Linked DNA regions of Homo sapiens: region 1 is linked to region 2. The links are chromatin loops, found by intact Hi-C in ENCODE. Cell type or tissue: natural killer cell. All regions are shown on one strand. Each heading gives the region's core, and the rest is flanking DNA. Links, peaks and the distances in the headings are about the cores only. Region 1 has its middle 23 kb from the start of RAB27B. Region 2 has its middle 110 kb from the start of RAB27B.

Evidence for each region. A loop is a pair of places that touch in the nucleus more often than their neighbours do. Peaks named below come from ENCODE experiments on the same cell type or tissue, not always from the same donor. Only the 100,000 strongest peaks of a DNase experiment are listed, where the experiment ranks them.
Region 1: it touches region 2 in a loop (2.0-fold over the local background); 3 of 110 quality-filtered maps call a loop at or near these places.

Annotation. Positions count from the first base shown.
Region 1 is chr18:54,800,147-54,810,419 of GRCh38, forward strand. It overlaps a transcript of RAB27B not described here. Among named protein-coding and RNA genes, the nearest start is that of RAB27B, 23 kb to the right of the region's middle. In natural killer cell, for the core only: no CTCF peak of the experiment used is centred there; no DNase peak of the experiment used is centred there; H3K27ac peaks cover 328 bases.
Region 2 is chr18:54,711,912-54,722,184 of GRCh38, forward strand. It overlaps a transcript of RAB27B not described here. Among named protein-coding and RNA genes, the nearest start is that of RAB27B, 110 kb to the right of the region's middle. RefSeq lists a silencer at 427-721. In natural killer cell, for the core only: no CTCF peak of the experiment used is centred there; DNase peaks (open chromatin) are centred at 5,950 and 6,420; H3K4me3 peaks cover 629 bases.

The DNA of each region.
Region 1 (10,273 bases), core at 758-8,757, 88 kb after region 2:
TATAGATTTGTTCATTCCCTTTGGCAGCTCTAAACCACCACACTGTGTGGTTGTTAATAAATTATATTTAACTATTGTAAATGGACATTGGAATTATTTTTAATTATTTGCTATTATAAACCATGTTACAATGAAGAGAATTGTGTATTTACTTGTATCCACCTGTTCAATTATTTCCCTAAGATAAATCCCTAGATGTAGACTTGTTCATGAAAGAACGCATACATTTTTAATGTGATTCAAAGCCTAGATTGCAAAGAACATTTACATTTGCCAGGATTGCATTAGTGGTGCTCTTCCTCCTCCCCACCAATGCTCCACAGCACTGGGCATTAATTCCTTTTTAGTATAATTGATGAAGACCATTTCATTTTAATTTGCATTGACTTCATTGTCATTACAACTATTCATCTCTTGCAACTGTTTGCCATTCTTCTTTTGAGAGGTACCTTTTGTAATTTTTGTCTACACTTTAATTGGAGTATTCCTTGCAGTACCTATTTGAAATACTGCTATAGATTACAGATATTAAGACTTTGTTCCTGCTTACCTTCCCAGCCCCAACTCTAATCTCACCAAGAATATGATGCTGTAAATTAGCCTCTTGTTTATACTAACTTTTTTCCATTGTAGTCATTTTCTCTGGTTATTACTGTTATTATAATGCCCACATTTTAACTGCTGTCTGCTCTCATGGGTGCTCAGACTTTATTATGCTGTTATTATCAGCTCATATATAATAAGTAAAGTACTAAATCTGCAATGGCAAACCATCAATCCATGGGCCAGATCCAGACCACTAAATTTTATTTTATTTTATTTTTTGGAGTTGTTGAATTTTTAAATTTGTTTTGTTCCTGTGTTTTTTTTTTTTTTTTTTTTTTTTAACAGAGTCTTGCTCTGTTGCCCAGGCTGGAGTGCAGTGGCATGATCTAGGCTCACTGCAACCCCCGTCTCCTGGCTTCAAGCAATTCTCCTGCCTCAGATTCCCTAGTAGCTGGGATTACAGGTGCACGCCACCACACCTGGCTAATTTTTGTACTTTTAGTAGAGATGGGGTTTTTTACCATGTTGGCCAGGCTAGTTGCAAACTCCTGACCTCAAGTAATCCACCCATCTTGGCCTCCCAAAGTGTTGGGATTGCAGGTGTGAGCCACTGCACCTGGCCTATTCCTGTGTTTTAATTTAGTTTTTCAACATTCTAAAATTCATCTTCAACATTTATAAAAAAAACTATAAAACTGATTTACAACAATGTATATGACTATTAAAAACCTAGACTCTTTCTCTCTCTTAAAAAACTGGAAAATCTGTCATCACTGTATCCCAGGTCACCAGCTTCCCCATGATGCCCTATTGCTTCATGGCCAGGTTCACACTTACTATTGCCCATCTAGGCCTGTTGACCATTGAGCAGGGTTCATCAGGTTCAGGCATGTTGACATTTTGAGCCAGACGATTCTTTGTTGGGGCTTGGGAAGTTGTCCAGTACATTTCAGGATGATTAGCACATCTCTGGCTTTTACCCACTAGATACTAGTAACACACACTCTACCACCCAGTTGTGACAACCAAAAATATAACCAGCCATTGCCACAGGAGGAGGACAGTGGCCTCACTGTGAGAACCACTGCCTTAAGATTTGGGACCTTTGATCTAGATTTGTTAAACCTGTGGATGATATGGGCTCTGTCAGCAACTATGGAGGTCACTTTTTGCTATCCGCTATTAAAATTGTCAGTCCTATTTTTTTTAGTGTGTAGGAGGGCTACAGAGAATTGAGGACAAGCTCTAATTTGGGTCCTGTGAGAAGGAGATGGAACAGCTGATGGACTTGCAGAATACATAGGCCAGAAGCAATCAACCATCAGGCACCTTGGTCCATCTTGTTGAGTAAGATACTTGACTATGGGATTATCTAAGCTACAAAACCTTCATTTTTGTTAGAGGTGAAGGAGTAAAGTGAGGGATCAAAGTTATTCATGGTACAATGAAATCAAGTTCAAATAATCTTTACATTGTTTGCAAATACAATCTTTGCAATATTTGCTAGAACAGAAAACACACACCCCTGTGATACTGTTAGTAGTAGAAATCCTTGGAGAAGGAGGACACAGAGGTTGTACTCCTGAGATGAGCTGAGTTTCTTCCTTTGTTCCTTTGCTTTGGACAATTGAAGTTAGCCAGTGCTTGGGGTACTGTCACTGTTGCCATAGCTTTTCCACTGGACTTTGCCCACTGGTTCAGTGCCTGCTCTTGTATCTGGTATGTGGTGATTTAAGAGTCAACGTTTTTCTAGGACTTGTTGCAGTAATCTCTTAATTTATGTCCAAGATTGCTCCTTTCTGTTTTGACTGAACGGTCAGCAACTGGGAGATTTTCTCTCAGGCCAAATCATCTCTATTCCCTCCTGAAATCTTTCAAGGTTTCTTGATGTGTGATTTTACACTTCCCTATTTTCCTAAACTGCTAGAGATATTTTCTTATTTCTAAATTCCTTAGTTATTTCAATGGAATATAAGGCAAAAGAGAGTTTAAACATGTAAGCTCAATTTGCTGTCTTGAAACTAGGAGAAGTCAGGAAAAATTTCCTGGCTAGAATGGGGGACATTGACATTATAAAGTCTAACTGGACCAGGGTCATTCTGTGAAACTTTAGGTAAGCTCTTCAACGTAGCAAGAGAATGGGCTATGTCAAGTCTTTGTCAATGGGACATGTGCTGCTTTGGAAAGGTTTTGTCGATGGTGAGTAATCATGTGAGGAGTGGCAGTTTTACCAACTCCCCATTCAGTCCTTTGCTTACATAAGCATTTTGATTTAAAGTAGTATTTATTTATTCATTCATTTATTCAGTTAATATTTATTGAGTTTGTTATAACTGGCACTGAAGCTGAAATACATGAGTGAAAAAAGAAATACAATATTTCTTTCCTTATGAATGTATATCTAGAAGAGGAAAGGAATGCTAATTAAGCAAGGAAAAAAATAAATAGCATAGTTTCACATAGTGATGATGTTTATGATGAAATAAATAAAGATAGCAGATAGAGAAGTACAGAAACTGGGAAAACAAGCTCTTTCAGATAAGGCAGTAGGAAGTCCTCCTAAGAGATGACTTTGAGCAGAATTGGGAGTTGGAAGTAGCAAGCTATGTGATGTTCAGGATGAAGTGTATGCCAGGCAGAAGGGGCATGAGGCTTGACAGATCAGAGAAAACACAAGAAGGCCAGTGTGGCCAGAGTGCAGCAAGCAAGAGGGCATGAGAACAATCCCAAAGATCCTTGAGAACAAAATGAGCAGTTTGCATTTGTGTTTTCCCCTAAACATGATCAGTAGACAGTAGAGGTTTCAGGCAGTGGAACCTGACTTACCTTATTTTTCAAAGCTCTCCCTGGCTTCTGGGTGGAGGGGGTCAAGAATGGAAGCAGTTAGACCAATCAGGAAATTACAGCGTAGTGCAAGCAAGAGATGATGGATGATGATATGCAATACATTGTGAACAGTAGAGACAAATAGAAGTGAACAGACTTGGGATATGTCTTGGAGTTAGGTGGTTCTGCTGGACTGGCAGTATGAGTTGAGCAAAAGAGAAGAATCAGAGGTGATTTCTTGGCTTTGGACTTAAGCAACTGGGGGGATGATGGAACCACTCACTGGGTTGATGATAATTTGGTTAGGACAGGTTTGGGGGTTCATTTAGGAATAGGAGAATCAATAGTTCTGGAAGTTTGGAATTTCTAGTGGTGAAATCAATGATTAGGAAAGTTTGGAGTTTTGGAAGTGACTTTATTAAATTGTCACAAAGGATCGTGGGATTAGTCCTGATGAGGGGGAAGGTGGATAATCAGTCCTGATTATTTCTCCCTCTTCTTGATTGGTGTCTTATGGGGCTCTTCCTATTAATTATGTGGTCAGTCCCATTGATGGCCTTGGAGTTTGTTAGAAATGCAGAACTATTGTCTTATTGTATCAGAATCTACAATTTAAATTCTCCATGAGATGCCTATGCACATTAAAGTTTGACTTCTAGGAAAGAGCAGCTAATCTAATGATAAGGAAACATCCAAACTGAAGGACATTCAACCAAATAACTGGTGGTATGGTTTGACTGTGTCCTCACCAAATCTCAACTTGAATTGTATACCCCAGAATTCCCACATGTTGGTCAGGGGCAGGTAATTGAATCATGGGGACCAATCTTTCCCATGCTATTCTTGTGATAAGTTTTGTGAGATCTGATGGGTTTATGAGGAGTTTCTGCTTTTGCTTCTTCTTCATTTTCTCTTGCTGCCACCAAGTTAGAAGTGCCTTTTGCCTCCTGCCATGATTTGGAGGCCTCCCCAGCCACATGGAACTGTAAGTCCAATTAAACCTCTTTTTCTTGCCATGCTCGGGTGTATCTTTATCAGCAGTGTGAAAACAGACTAATTCAATTGGCCTGTAATCTCCAACGGTGTCAAGATCATGAGGGTCAAAGGAGGACTTTAGAGTGGTTCTATACTAAACAAAAATTAAGAGCCATGAAAACTAAGTGTAATACATGATCCAGAACTGGAGTTGAATCCTTTTGCTCTGGAAGATATTTTTCAGACAACTGGCCAAACTTGAATGGGAAATGGGATCTCTGGGTGAGGTATATGAGAGTTTCTTTCTGCTGTGGTCACTCTTTTTATATATCTTTGAAAAGGTTTCTTTTCTTTCCTTCCTTCCTTCCTTTCTTTTTTTCTTTTTTCTTTCTTTCTTTCTCTTTCTCTCTCTCTTTCTTTCTTTCTTTCTTTCTTTCTTTCTTTCTTTCTTTCTTTCTTTCTCTTTCTTTCTGCCTTCCTGCCTTCCTTCCTTTTTTTTTTTAGTTTTCTGTTCCTCTTTTTTTAATTTTTGACTGCTCTCCACCATTGCATGATGTGCCCAAGCTGACAGGGAGGTTTCTGGAGGTCTCCTTAATCCAAGGGCACTCTGAGCATCCTCCCTAGAGCCTCAGCGAGTTAAGAGCCTCAGCAAAGCCTTTCCAGGGACATGAGGCACTCTGCACACTTCCCTTACACTCAGCTCTGGTTGGCATCACAGACAGCAAGTGGGAATCTTATCAAGTGCCAGGGATGTAGCTGGAAGACAACTCTCGTAGACTAAGGGGTCACTGTGGCATTCATCCGTGGGAAAGGCTATGCTAGAAAACACTACAAAAAGATTTACTCTGGGTCTGGATCTCTTTTCCTTCTGGTTTATTTATTCCTTCAAAGACTGTATAATGTTAAAACTTCATACTTTCCTTTTTCTGTGCTTGTAGAAATTTATGTCTTCCTATTTAAAATGTCAGGGTACTTTCTAGGTACATATACAAAGCACAAAAACAATGTTCACAACAATAAATGGTGGTAATTTTCTCTATATACTTAGAGAATTCATGAGCAACTTTGTCCTTTGTGATTGAAGACTTCCCTCTTTGAAAAGACTACGATCCAGTAGTGTTGATGTGAAAATTCTAGCATAGGTAATTTGTGAGTTCAGGAATCATGTGTTATTTATGTCTTGAAAGTACAGTACAGGTTCTTAAGAATCACTAATAGAGTTGAATGTCTTCTTGAGGTTAATGCATCATTCACCAAGCATTTGTTTTAGTTATTGTACGAAACTTAAGTTCCTACTTTGAAGATCAGGTTTCAGAAGATTGGATCTTATATAGAGTAATAAAAATGCCTCAGAGAAGCATTTAATTTTTATTCCACTGGAAATTATAATTTAAGTCCTCAAATGCAAGTACCACTCCATCAAAATCATACATTGATTACTCGTAAGTTGAGACAAACCCAATTCATGTGAAACCATGTGCTCATTTTTGTACCAGGTCACTCAATTGTATAGCTTCTAATTTAGCTGTTTCATCATGACCCATTGTGAAAATATGAATGATATACTTAGTCCATTTGATCTGCTTGCAACCCATGGGATTTCCTTTAAAGATATAAAACATTGTGCTAGTGCTTCCTTTTTTGTTCTGATACCCACATCCTGTGCTCTGTGGAGAGTCACAGTTTTTGAAATATGTTGACAGCCAGCACAGATAAGCAGTGTACTTAGCCTTTGGTCAAGGACTGGAAACTGGCTAGTATCTGAATCATCTGCTTAATGCAGAACTGCCCTCCTCTTAGGGAGATGCAGCCTGGTGTGTGGTATGACATGGAGCTCTATGGTGTGTTACTGTATGGGAAGCATAGGAGACTGGTTCGAGGAGCAGTCTCTCTTTTTATATCTTTTCACTTTGATTTCAAGTATATGTAGCCAAATGAATACATATATATAATATATGTTATATATTTATATATAATGATATATATAAATAAATAAATGGATAAAGAAATGGGTCCAAGAATGTTAGTAATGATTATATATGTAATTATATATATAAGCCACAATTATATATTATTTATATATATAATCACATAAATATAAGTGACTTAGAATGTTTATGTTTGATATTGTATCATAACATCTTTCAAGTGTAAAACAGGATGGTTAGATTGGCTTTCAGGATGTTATGTTAGTTACTATCAAGCTGAGATGGTTAAGTGGATGGAAAACATGAGTCATTAACACCATATTTAAAATGTTAACAACTAGCAAGAAAAACATTCAAAAAAAATTGAAGAATTATATCAATACCAACTTGCTCAATATCATACATAAACATTCTAAGTCACTTAAAGCAAAAATGAGTAGGTTTGAGTAAATACAGTTGACCACATATTAAACTAATTTTATTTTCTTTATTTTTTTATTTTTTGAGATGGAGTCTCACTGTGTGTCCAGGCTGGAGTCCAGTGGCACAATCTTGGCTCACTGCAACCAGGAGAACTCAAGAGGTTCTCTTGCCTCAGTCTCCTGAGTAGCTGGGACTACAGGTGCACGCCACCACACTCAGCTAATTTTTGTATTTCTAGTACAGATGGGGTTTCACCATGTTGGCTAGGATGGTCTCAATCTCTTGACCTTGTGATCTGCCGGCGTTGGCCTCCCAAAGTGCTGGGATTACAGGCATGAGCCACCGCGCCCGGCCTAAGCTAATTTTGAAATGCAGAACCGCTTTTTGTGGTTTAGTAAAATTAACTAGCCTTTAGTTTTAATTTCAGTATTTTTTCCTGCTCTGAGGTATCACCATCACATGCTGCATCAGTATTTTGGGAAAAAGTCTTTGCATGTCTTTATGGGCACTGACTTTGAGCATAAACCTTTCCTTGAGGGTTCAGCTTTTAGCAGTGGGCAGAAGTGTTGGACAAGCTTTAAACAAGTCCTTACCTTCTTGTTTTAAGGACATAATCTCCTCGGGAACTTGGAGCTTTACAGGATTGAACATGATAACTTGACTCATCACTAAGTCTCCAGCCTTTGACACAACCAGCTCATTTCTTAGCTCTATCAATATGCGTATCATCTGGTTGCCAGCTATGGAAACAAGCCCAACTCATTAATAGTGAATATTTATAAGGAATGACACCTTTGTGGTATTTAAGTACCATCTGTAATTTCTTGTTAGTGATGTTTTGGTAGTTTTCCTGTTGAACATTCACTGGGGAACTGATCAAGTTTACTATGCCCTTGATCTACACTTGACATGTGTAGGTAAATTCTGAAAATGGGATACTTCTGTGCTGGCAGGGGACAAACTGTGAACACCACTGTGTCTGAGCTAGAAGAAAAAAGCAGTTCCATAAACAGCATGAGACATTAAAATTTGCCTTATTACTTCATCACTTCAGGGGATATCATCTATCTCTGAACGTAGGAATCCATATTACTTGGTCTTTTAGATCTTGTTGTCTCCAGTCTGTTTGTATCTTTTGAAGCAGGAGTTAATTTTGCACTAATTATGGTGCTAAACATTGATAACACACTAGCCAGAGGAGTTTCCATAATAATAGAAGGAAGGTGTCCTTCATAAACAAAACTAGTTACATATTATATAATTTTGAAAATTAAGTTTTGTTCATTGTTTACTGCTTAAGATTCTACATATTGTTTGTAATCCTCTAGATAGGCCCAGTGGTGCTGTGGTAACACACATTCCCTGTATCTGATCAGTTTCCCTCTTACTCAGGCTTGGTACAGATGACCCTCCAGGGCAGCAGTCCCCACAGGTTGGGCCAGGATTCTAGGCTGCTGTGGTCTCATGGCATCTCCAATTCAATCCACACTCTCGTGATCACTGAGGCCCACTGTGCACCAACTCATAAATGCTTCCCCTGAGAGAGACACACATCACTTATGCACATATTTCTTTGGCCAAAACCAATCATATAGCCAAACCAGAATTCAGAGGGCAAGGAAATGTAAACGCTCATTTATGTAGAAGTAGAGAACTACTAGATGTTGAGGAACATTAGAAATCTCTTATTATCAGCCTCCACAAATAAAGATGACATGTGTCAACTTGTTCAAACAAAGCCGATATCCATGTGAGTATGCTAAAAAGGTTAGTTTACGATTGATCATTCAGTTCTTTATTGACAAATCTAAATCAATTTGTTTTCCAGTCTATAGTAAAAAATGTAAAATAATGATCATGTGTACACACACATACATATACACACATGCCTTACAGACTTCCAGTTTCCAAATTGATACATACAGTTAAAGACTCCCCATATCACTAAATGAACAGAATAAATATGAATTATTAAAAACAGAAAAATATGGAAAATAATAGATATCTAGCTGTGCTAAAAAATGAGAAGAACCTTTAACATACCAGAAATTATGAAAAATTGCAAAGGGAAAACTAAAGGAAAGCCATGCTGCTAAGATGAGGCCACAGTGAAAAGATGTAACCCAGTGTCCACAGAAGAACTTTTCCTTAGGAAAGACAGTTGACAGTGCAATTAGTACATGATCAATTCTTTGGTTGAAATTTTCCCCCATTGAATTTGTGTCACTGAATTGTATTTTCTTGAGCATTTTTCCAGTTTCTAGTAGAAAGTTGTAATAGGTTACATGATTATCTAGGAAACATTGACACCCTCCCACCTTGCCTCAGGGAATAATTATACTTTTTGACATATTGTTGTTAGATAGGACACATGACTTGCTCTGAACAGTGGTACGTGACTACAAATAGCATCAGTTTCAAGCATGGGTATTAAGAGTTTTGTCTGTTCAGTTTGTCGATCTGGTTGCTTCTGAAGTCTACCACCAGTAGAGTATGCACTGAAGAGCTGCTACCCCTATAAACCTGGGCCCCAGAGTGAGAACTATGGAGCAGACCACATGCCTCAGGGAGCACCTAGTCCCAGGAGGAGGAAAGACATGTGGGACAGACTTGAACTCAACCTGCGAGGTGAATCCTGGAAACTGGAGCACAGACTAGGTCACCTAAGTTGCAGCCAATCCACAGATGGGTGAGCAAGAGAATAAACATTGGTTCAAGCCAATGAAATTTGAAGAGACTTATTATAGCTCATTAATGAAGGAAAGTTTTAGCTAATGCATAAGTCAAAACCAAGTGTTTGGAGGCAAACCTGTTAGGAAATGCTTTAGTTAAGTAAATGTAATTGATTATAAATAAATTACCCATTTAATACAATTCCACATTTATTGAGAATCCACCTACATGCCAGAGACTATGTAAGATGCTTTTCAAAAATTAAGTATGGATGTTGTTAAACAGATCCTACATTAAGATTAATTTCTTGGAAAATTGGGCTATCCTTTCTTAATTGCTTTGTAGACAATATACGCATTCATGTACAGCTAATGATATTTTGAATTGTGCTGACTTTTTAAAAGTGTAAACAGTTATGTTTTACTGTTAAGAATTTAAATAATCATAATTTTATTATTCTGACTGTTCAGCTTTTCAGCATTTGCATAAATTGAAGTTTTGAGAACAATTGATCTGAAAATATTATTGAAAATATACCACATGAGAGCAAGTGAACATCCTCAACATATACAAAGAAGAACAAGTGCCTAGAATGTACCCATACTGAGTGAGAGATGGAAGGATAAAGAGTTAAATTAAAAGATGCTGGTGTCTTTCCTTTAAAGGGTATTTATGCCTACTTTTGTGTGTATATTTTCTTGGTAAAATTAAATTTTCAGGTTTCACAGTGAGGCCTGTCATTTGTATGCCTCCAATAAATTTGCTCGAATAAAAATTAATTCTAGGAAATATTTTGCTTTCCTAATAATATATATTTATCAGAAATTTCTACCAAAGTATGTGTCAGGTATGCAACCCTATAAAGTAGTTATTGTTATTATCATCTAATTTACATAAAAGAG
Region 2 (10,273 bases), core at 1,161-9,160:
TATCTTATCAGTATAAACACCTTTCAATTCAATTATATAGTTACACTAAAAATACATCCAACACTAACAGCTTTGGTACTATACGCTAATGAATCTTGGTTTACGTGTAACTCAAATAGAGTGGAAGAACACGGACATGCTTGGGAGTAAACACTAGCCTTCTACATGTGTGGACATCAGTCAGCATGTTTTGTTGAGTAGATTGGAGTAAGTCGGTTAAAATGAGGAGCATTGGGACTGGGGGTGAGGCAAAAGTGATGGCAATGATGATTTATTGAAGCTTCTTTAAAAGAGCTTTACTCTATCTACAAATATGAATTATTCTCAGTGTTGATACAAATAACATAGTCACACAAGATGTTGAATATATTGTGGAATTCAAATATTTAAAAGAACGGTGGGGCTGGTAAGAAATGCATTTGCAATGTAGTATAATGTAGTATAGTTTCATCTCATATCTTTTTCTTAGATGAGTCATGTTACTTGGTGTTATTATTCTAAGCATTTGATCACCCCAGGTCATGAAAAGCATGACACACTTGTTTTGAGACAGAAAATTTCTCTTACTACATGAATCCAGAAAGCACATGATTCACATTTTATATGCCTTTGAAACGGGAAATGTTCCCTTGTTCCCCTAGCAGGGTGTGTGATGGGGGTGTGGCTCGCTTCTTCAGTGCCTGCTGCTCAAAACTCTAGGGGAGCCCAGAGACAGGCAGGCTGTGGGGCTCCAACCTCACTGCAGTGTCTAGGCATGAATGTTTATAGCTCCTGAAGCCCCAGTGGGTTTGTGTTACAGGGTGCTCTCTTGGTTTGCTGTCTATAGGCAGCTTATGTTAACCAGCTCAATTAGACTCTACACCTTGTCACAAGGACAGAGGGCATTCTGTATCCTGGGTTCTTGCCTTGGTGTACCAGAAGAATCGGATCACAGGTGGGCTTGGAGAATGAGTGCCAAGTTTTATTGAGTGGAAATAGCTCTTCACTGCTGGATGAGCCAGAAGGGAGACGGTTTTCCCCTGGAGTTGGGCCGCTCAGGCACATGCCAAACTCCGCCTCTCCTGCAGGTGGATGGCCTGCCAGTGTGCCAGCGTTTGTTGGTGTGCTCTTCTGCCGGCATGCTCCCTCCGTGTCCTCTTGATGTCCAGCAGCTTGTCTTCTTCCACTGATGTTTTCCTCTCGCCCTCCAGCAGCTTTCATCTCTGCCTTGCTAGGGTCTCAGCTTTTTATAGGCCCAAGAGAGGGGTGTGGTGGGCCAGGGTGGTCTTGGAAAATGCAACATTTGGGCACAAAGGCAGAAGTGCCTGTCCTCACCTAGGTCTGTGGGGCTAGGGCCCTAGCCAGGGACCTGCCTTTCTCTACCCAGCATTTCTCTACCCTCCTCCTGTATCACCTTGAAGAGGTAGAGGTTCTGTTTTATTTTAATAACCACCACAATTTATTTAACCATTCCTTGATCCACGTATAGAATATTCATGCTAAGCACTCTGCATGTATGATCCTATCTAATCCTAAACAAACTCTTTGCAGAGGTATTATTACTGGATTATACTTATGAAGAAACTGAGATTCACTTTGTAAAGTTTCAAAGTGAAAGAAGCTTGAAAGTCATTGCTGTTATCAATGCTGCACATCTCCAGAGTGGCAGCCTTTGGCTTTATGCTACTAAATATAGTGGTTTCCTTTTCTAAAAAGAAACACTTTTTTTTTTGTTTTGAGATGGAGTTTTCTTCTTGTTGCCTAGGCTGGAGTGCTATGGCATGATCTTAGCTCACTGCAACCTCTGTCTTCCGGGTTCAAGTGATTCTCCTTCCTTGGCCTCCCGAGTAACTGGGATTACAGGCATGTGCCACCACGCCCGGCCAATTTTGAATTTTTAGTAGAGATGGGGTTTCACCATATTGGCCAGGCTGGTCTTGAACTCCTGACCTCAGGTGATCCAGCTACTTCGGCCTCCCAGAGTGCTGAGATTACGGGCGTGAGCCGCCGTGCCCGGCAGGTTTTCTTTTTGTAATGGGGAGCTATTCTGTGCTAGGCCTTTAAATGTAGTTGACATGGGGTCATCACAAGAAGCCTATGAAGTACTACTTATTAAACTATATGGAAGCACAAAGTGTCAGATTTAAATCCAGGTCTGTAGTCCCAAAGTCAGTGATTATCCCACTCTATTCTATAACAGATACATTTGCATATGGCACCTGACTGCCACAATTCACTAGCACGTGAGTACACATAAGGTCACATATAATTGATAACCAATCCCACAGGATCTGAGCCCCCCTTCACCGGCTCATCCATGAATTCCAGCTCCTTACAATGTCCTTCACTGCACAGTCATCTTGAAAAGCCACAGACTGGTCCAAGTCACACTGTTCTTATAGTCACCATTGGCTTTTGGCAAGTTGAGCCCAAGATCTGTGATACCAGCACCCCCCTTTACAAACCTGGGCACTGTGACACAGCTGTCCCTGCAGAACCAGCAGTTCCTGACCTGATGGGGGTCCCCAGTGATTCTTCCAGGCACTGAATCTCAACACACCTGTGTGAGCCAAGCAGACTGAAAGGGAAGAGGATAACAGCACCCACACATTTCAAGTTTTCTCAGGGCCAAAATACTACAGAGTTTATGAGCTATCTATCTTAGTCAATTCAGGCTTCTGTAACAAAGTGTAGACTGGGTGGTTTATAAACAACATAAATTTTCTTTTCACAGTTCTGGAGGCTGGAAGTCCAAGATCAGAGTGCCAGCACAGTCAGGTTCTGCTGAGGGTTCTCTTCTGAGTTGTAGGCTGCCCACTTCCCTTTCGATCCTCACATAGCAGAAAGTGGGTGAGAGAGCTCTTGCGAGTCTCTTTGATAAGAACACTAATCCCACCCATTAGCGCTCTACCCTCATGACCTAATCTCTCAATGACCCCCACATTCTGAAACCATCACATTAAGGGTTAGAATCCCAACATATGAATTCTGGGGGGACACAAATATTCAGTCTATTGCAGTATCTTAGGGTTTTCAGTTTGTATGGAGTCTTTTTCTATTACAATCATGTCCATCTCAGTCACAAAGATCTACAAAGACCCACCACTCCCCTCTACCCGCAGGTCCTGTGGTGAGGTCTGTTTCCTCAAGCTGGGATCCTTCTGATTTATGGTGACATGTCTCTCAGCAGCCTCACTTTTCTTCTCTCCACCTGGAGTCATTGCACAGATGACATGTCAGTGTATGTCTGAGGCCCAATCATGGACATAGTGCTTTGTTTCTCAGGGAGCTCTCCAATATTATAAAAATCAGTAGCTACAGAGAAATGCTTAATGGTGGGGCATTGCCTCCCTCACACACTAGCCACTCCCCTTCTGCAGTCCAGCCCATTCACCACTTTGTAATAACAAGGATCTAATTGAGGGTACATTAGTGTCCTTTGGTGCTGATCAACTTCTTTAAAAATAAAAAAAGTCTCATTTCAGAAAACATGCTGAATTAGGAAGAAGTGGAAAGAAGTGCAGTGGATAAGCAAACCACAATCCTCAGGCCTCAACGAGGCATTCTTTCATTGATCACTAATCACTCTGGGTTCACCTGACTCTAGTCATCAACATGGCTCCCTAGTCTTGAAGTTGTCCAACCACAGTCAAAGCTGTTTGACCTGCACATGACAAACAGGTTGATTTCTGGATCCTTAGATCCTATAAAAACATCACTGTCCCTTGTGGTTGGGTTCAGTCTCACCCCATGCCTTTTGGATCTGTACTTTTTCCATGAGAAACACTAGCCTTGAGTTCTCCACAGCAAGAGTCTTACCTTGATTTTTTCTCTCCTTCCCTCAGAAGCCCTGAGCCTCAGCCTCAATGGCACATTGCCTTGTTATGGGCTGATATACCTTGTTACTGCTACTACACTTCATCCTGTGGTCTGAATGCCTGGACCACAAGGTATGAGCTGCCCTCCCTGCTCTGGAAGGCAACCATCTCTTGGTGGAGAGGAACACTCTCCTGATGACTACTTGCCAATGTGAGGCTTTGATCCAGGGCCTACAGTGCCCACATACCTGTACCTGTACTCCCTGTCTTCACCTGTCTTAGTACTGGTATTTACTCTGCTAACCAATCTTACTAGAGTTCACTTTCCATATTCTAGTCCCTTCTGTACCAACCTGCCCACTGCCACCTGAACTCTATGTACTCTGGGGAAAAAAAGAAATCAGTTGGGTTGAATTCTCAAACCCAATTGCCCAGTTCCACTCCATACTCATAACATCCAGACATAGAAGCCCTTAGCAAATATAGCATATTCTGACTTACATTGTCCATTCTTTTATGGCAAGTATTTTATGTACATGTAATTATTTGATTATACACATACACTAATATTTTTCTCTATATTTAAATTATAAGCTCCTGGCTGGGCACAGTGGCTCACACCTGTAATCCCAGCACTTTGGGAGGCCAAGGTGGGCAGATCACTTCAGCTCAGGAGTTCAATACCAGCCTGACCAACATGGTGAAACTCTGTCTCTACTAAAAGTACAAATATTAGCTGGGCATGGCGTGCACACAAGAATTGCTTGAGCCTGAGAGGCAGGAGGCTCCAGTAAGTTGAGATTGCACCACTGCAATCCATCCTCAGCAATAGAGTGAGACTCCGACTCAAAAAAATAAAAAATAAAAAATTATAAGCTCCTTAGAGGCAAACATATACTTAGCACAGTCCCTTATTAAAAGTAGTTGTGCAGAGAAGTATGCTAAATTGAATTTAATCACTTACAAGATTAACTTCTGTACCCGTATTCTATAGTGTAATTTCTCAGCTTACTGCCTCATTTATCTTTTCACAAATATTTACTGAGGGCCTGTTGCATGCTGGGTAATCTTCCAGGGGTTACTTTATCAAAGTCAATAGAGGCTGGGCATAGTGGCTCATGCCTGTAACCCCAGCACTTTGGAGGCCAAGGCAGGTGGATTGCTTTAGCTCAGGAGTTCGAGACCAGCCTGGGCAATATGGTGAAATCCCATCTCTACCCAAAATACAAATAATTAGCCAAGCATGCTGGCACACCATTGGTCCCAGCTACTCTGGAGGCTGAGGTTGGAGAATTGCTTGACCTGGGAGAAGGAGATTGCAGTGAGCCGAGATGGCACCACTGCACACCAGCTTGAGTGACAAGAGGAAGACCCTGTCTCAAAAAAAAAAAAAAAAAAAAAAGTCAGTAGAACAGATTCCTTCACAGATACTACATTGCAGGGGAGTTCAACAATAACTAAATTACAAAATATAAATGTCATGATGGGGAAAAGGTGGGGGGAATGAATAGAGAAAGATGAAGAGTGGCGTTTACATGAAGTGACACTTGAACGTTTTGTCTCTTTTATAGAATAAGTTTCTGGAGGTCTCAATTTTGTTTGTTTTTGCATTTATTTCATTTTAAATGTTTGAACAGCATAAGCTACTAACGGACTTTTTAGGCTTTTAGCAAACACTTTTTGCAAATAGTTACGTAAATATATCAGACTTTGAAAACCTCCTACTTCTTAATTTTTTTCCCTTACACATTAAACATGGAAAAAAGAAAACAAAACACATGGATTTTAGTAGATATAGGATATTATCAAATTAGTTTTCTTTTTAACAGCCCTCTGGCTTCAACATTTTCATGAGCATCATTTATTTAACAGACAAGATCATCTATAATCCTTTTTGGTTTCAACAGCAGTGTCTGATTGACAGTAGCAAACTCTATTTACTGATCATTTTTCCCAAACCCAAACCCCACTGCCCTGATGCTTAGCTGGCTGACATCCCTGAAAATCTTTGGTGATAATCATTAGAAGAATCACCAGAAACAGGGAGGCTCTTTGGAGCTACCTTGTGTGCTAACCTGGCGCAGGCACTAGGACCGCCCAGGAGCCGATAGGCAGCCACGCTTCACAGCCTGTCAGAGGGACTGAGCCGCCTTTGCTGTTACACAGGAAGAGAGCAGGCAGCATCAGTATCGGCTCAGCATCCTTCCCCCTTCTGTTCGATTAGAAGGTATTTACTTGCTATTTATCACTCAGGCTTTGAATACTGTCACGTGCCTTTAGTGTTCCCTTAATATGATGCTCTGAAATGCTGTCCAGCACCTATTGGGTTACTATATTATTTTATGTTAATTTCCACAGCTGATCGAAGCAACAGTGCCATAAAGAAATGGGCTAGATATTTCCAGAGGCTGCAATCTGGAGGCGTTTGGAGGTGTGAGTACGTTGGTCACAGATCTCTAATGTGTTGGCTGTATTAGTCGTGTCTCTTGACCTTCCTCTTCTTCGTTGAAAGAGCCAATGTGAGATGCCATCTGCATATTTCATTCATAAAGGAAATGCAACTAGATGGTGACAGAAACCGCTAATGATGGGCCTGAAACTCTACTTTGGAGTGGCTGTGGTTTCCTCTTCCAGCCTGTGGGTTTGCAAGAGAAGCTGGGTTTGCAACTGAGTTTGAATGGGAAAGAGATTTTGCTCAGGGCTGCAGACTGCGTGCATGGATTCTGCTTTCTGTTTTCAAAGCTCAAAGACTGTCCTTTCTAATCATTGCCATGGTGCAGTGTTGGAGTCTTTTTATGCTTTCTTTATTTCTGCAAATACTCCTATCATAGATGTAGACTGCCAGAAAGCTATTAAGTCATTTGGTGCCCCACAGTGTAAAGCCACTGAAGAGAAATCTAGTTTGCTTTTTCTTAACCATATACCATATACTTTTTCCTGACTCAATACCACAGCTAGTAGATGGCACACAGAAACATTAAAAAACAATGCTAATCTAAGATTCTTTTTTCCTGTTCAAAAATAATTTTGATTATGCATGATAAGAGAGTAGTTTGCTATTAGAAAACCCAAATGATTATGATTTTATGGGGGAGATGGAAAATTCTTTTTGAGTATTTTACAAATCAATTGAAGGTGCTTTTTAAGAGCCTTGGTGCCAATTTTATGCATTCAAGGCTCTTTTAATACTTTAAAGCCTTCCCAAACTGTTAGATGTGGTTTTGACCACAGTAATTAGTTTAAATTTGTATACATTATGCCAAAATGTAATAGGCAAGTGTATTCATAAATGAACAAAATATTGAGTTCTGCTAGTGGACAATTCATGGTAAGATAAACATGTAAGATAAAATTCATTGTAAGATGAACAGTACCAACAAAATTTATTTCAGGAAAGAAAATATTTAACTAAGACACAATGCAAGGCATCAACATTAAAAGTGTGACTTTAATGAAAAACATTTGTTAAATAATTTTTAAAATACTTCTAATGGTTCAAAAAAGTATATGTTTAAGTTTCTTGTATTTGATATATTGAAATATCCTAAATGTGATTTCAAAGTGTTTAGGTATCAAAGTTTTGAAAATGTATCTATAGTTCCCTTAACACTCTTTATTTGGTAAACAAAAGAGGGGCAGAGGATATGAGGGAGAAAGAGACTAAGTTTTACTTTACTGTTTTTTAAATATTTTGAATATTCTGATATAATATTTACTATATAGGTATGCTACCTATACTTTTTAAATGTAACTAAAATTACTAATGATTGTAATTATTAACTTGCAGTATCTGTAGCAAATGAAAATAAATATATCGAAAACATGTTTATATTGCTATATAACATTTCTTAGGCAGAGAAAGTCATTTTTTCTAGATAGTGATTTGCTTCTGAAGGAAGTTAGGGAAATTAGATTGGGGGTGGTAGTAAACTTTCATTAGTTTCTGGGCAAAAGTAATTTTTTAAACCTATTTTTGCATTGGTGCACCTACAATTTATTTTCAAGTTTGTGTATATTACATATCTTCATAAACTTTGTGTTATTAAAGTTTTCTCCTTTCTCTTTTTAAAATGCTTCCTATATTCCAAGTCTGTAAAGATGACTCAATTCTTCAAATTAAAACTTAGTTTTGAAAATTCCTACCCATCATATAATGATTTGCAGCCTTAAACTTCAGTTTCATGTCAGACTCATCATTACACATGTCTTGTTAATAATTTTAAATAACTTCATTTTATGTTAAGTATAAAGATTCATTGAATTCAATGATGATAGGGGAAAAAGTCCCAAGAAGTATGTTTTTATTCAGAATTTGACAGACACACTTTTCAGGACATGAATTTTGAACTTTCTTCCTGAATTTAAGTCCTAAAATTAAGTCCACTGGCTTGACCTAATCAAATGAAGACAGTTGGCACAGTGCTTAGCAGAAGTTCAGAATTACTAGCAAACAAATGGGACTTAAGCTAAGAAATAAAATGTAAAGGCTAAAATGAATTTGTTAGAATGTACAATCACTACTTTGTCAATGAGTTTGATGCCTGAGGTTATCCCAAGGCCTTGAAAAGTCTTGCAGCCCAAGAGATTCAGGTAGATATCAATATTATACAGATTTACTTGGTAGTGTTAAGGTTGACATTTCTAACAGATGGATTTTAACATGCATATTTTTAGCAAAAATAGTTCCAATAAATAGTAAATCTCATTCCACCGATTTCACCAACAGCAGTACTTTTCCATCCAAAAAGACAGACAATATTCCCTAACAGAAATTCTTTCATGAATAGAATACTTAGACATTTCTAAAAGACAGATTTTACATTATTTCTACATAGAAAAATATAGCATTTACAGTACTAAGCCATCCAGAAGAAGCTAACATAAAGGAAGAAGTATCAGCAAAATTATTCTAGTATTGCAGTTTGCTTTTTCAAATTTCTTTTTCTGAGCATCTGTATAAGTAAGAAAATATATCTCCTAGTAGAAACCACAGAAAAATGCAATAAGTCATCCAGGGACCAATGGTAGACCTGTGGGAGACAGTGTTTACTGAATGGATGAGAAAAAGAAATGTGGAAGAATAACAAACGGTCCTTTTTTATTTGTCATGAAAGATAATTCCAATTCTAATATGAGTTTTTAAGAATCTGTTGGCCACATACACATGCCACAATAAATAGGAATTACATGTAACTTGAGATTTTCCCATTATGATTTCCCCTTAAATAAAAGACTTAAAGGAAAGAAAATGAGAGTATGTAAGTGATGTGTCATCTCCACATCAGTTATAGTTGTGTGAACTGGGAGGCACAAATTATGTATTTTGTTGGAGTTTGGCCAAAGGGAAAGTTATTATCCATCATATAGTTTGGGAAGAAGTTTTTCTCCAGAGAAAAGGTTTTGTTGTTTCCAGAACTGGATGTTACTTATAAAGAAATAAGTTTATAGATATGCAGAAAGCTTTTAAATATATGAGATTCAGTTTTTGAGTGTAAAGGACACATACGCAATGTGTTCATACATTTGTTGATATGCAAGTTTATCCAAAACATTGCTTTAACTTGTCCCTCCTGGTTGACACAACTATAACTGATGTGAACATGGGAGACGATTAATATACCTTCACTCCTTTTCCCTTAAATATATTAGTTGATAGGGAGGAAGTTAACGCTAAGGAAACTTGTTGATAAATATTAATCATGATTTCACAGATGTTTAAATTGCAAATAAGATTTGCTCTTTCACATAATAGTGAACGTTGGAGTTTGCAGGCTGGAATCAGTGTAACATTTTTTGGACACAGCAATTAATGTCTTTGAATTATTTTTCATTAATATGTATTAATGATCTCTTGCTGTATTGCAAGTATGGGAGTTGGAGCAGTAAACAAGTTATGTCCCCCCTTGCACAGTTTCCATCATTTTGTGAAGGAATAGAGGCAAAAAGCAAGCAATTAAATATTATTAACCAAATGCATTGTTACTAAAATTATGTTGTTATTATTACTATAATTTATTGCCAATTAAATAAACCAGAATATATCTGATGAGTGCTAACTGGAAAATTAAAAGAGGATACTGTGATAAGGAATGGCTTTGTGGCATTTTCAGTTAGGGTTGTTTGGAAGACTTCCTGAAAAAGTGATGTATCATCAGGGATCCAGGTGAAAAAGTTAGCCAGATAATGAGAGGCACGGTGCTACAACAGCAAGTGTGTGGATTTAGAAGCAAACCTGCTGCAGTTTAAATCCATTCTGTGTCATTCTGAAACTTTGAAATCTTGAGAAATTTACCCTTGGAGCCCGTTTCATAAAACGTTATAGAATTTTGACAAGAGGAAAAATGAGATGATATATGTTGACTTTCTATGACACTATGGAAGAATTTAATTTCCATGATGACTTACGAAGTGCTACAACTTTATGAACTAACTCCTTCAAATACTTCATCCAACAAACAAGTATTTGATTGTTTTAC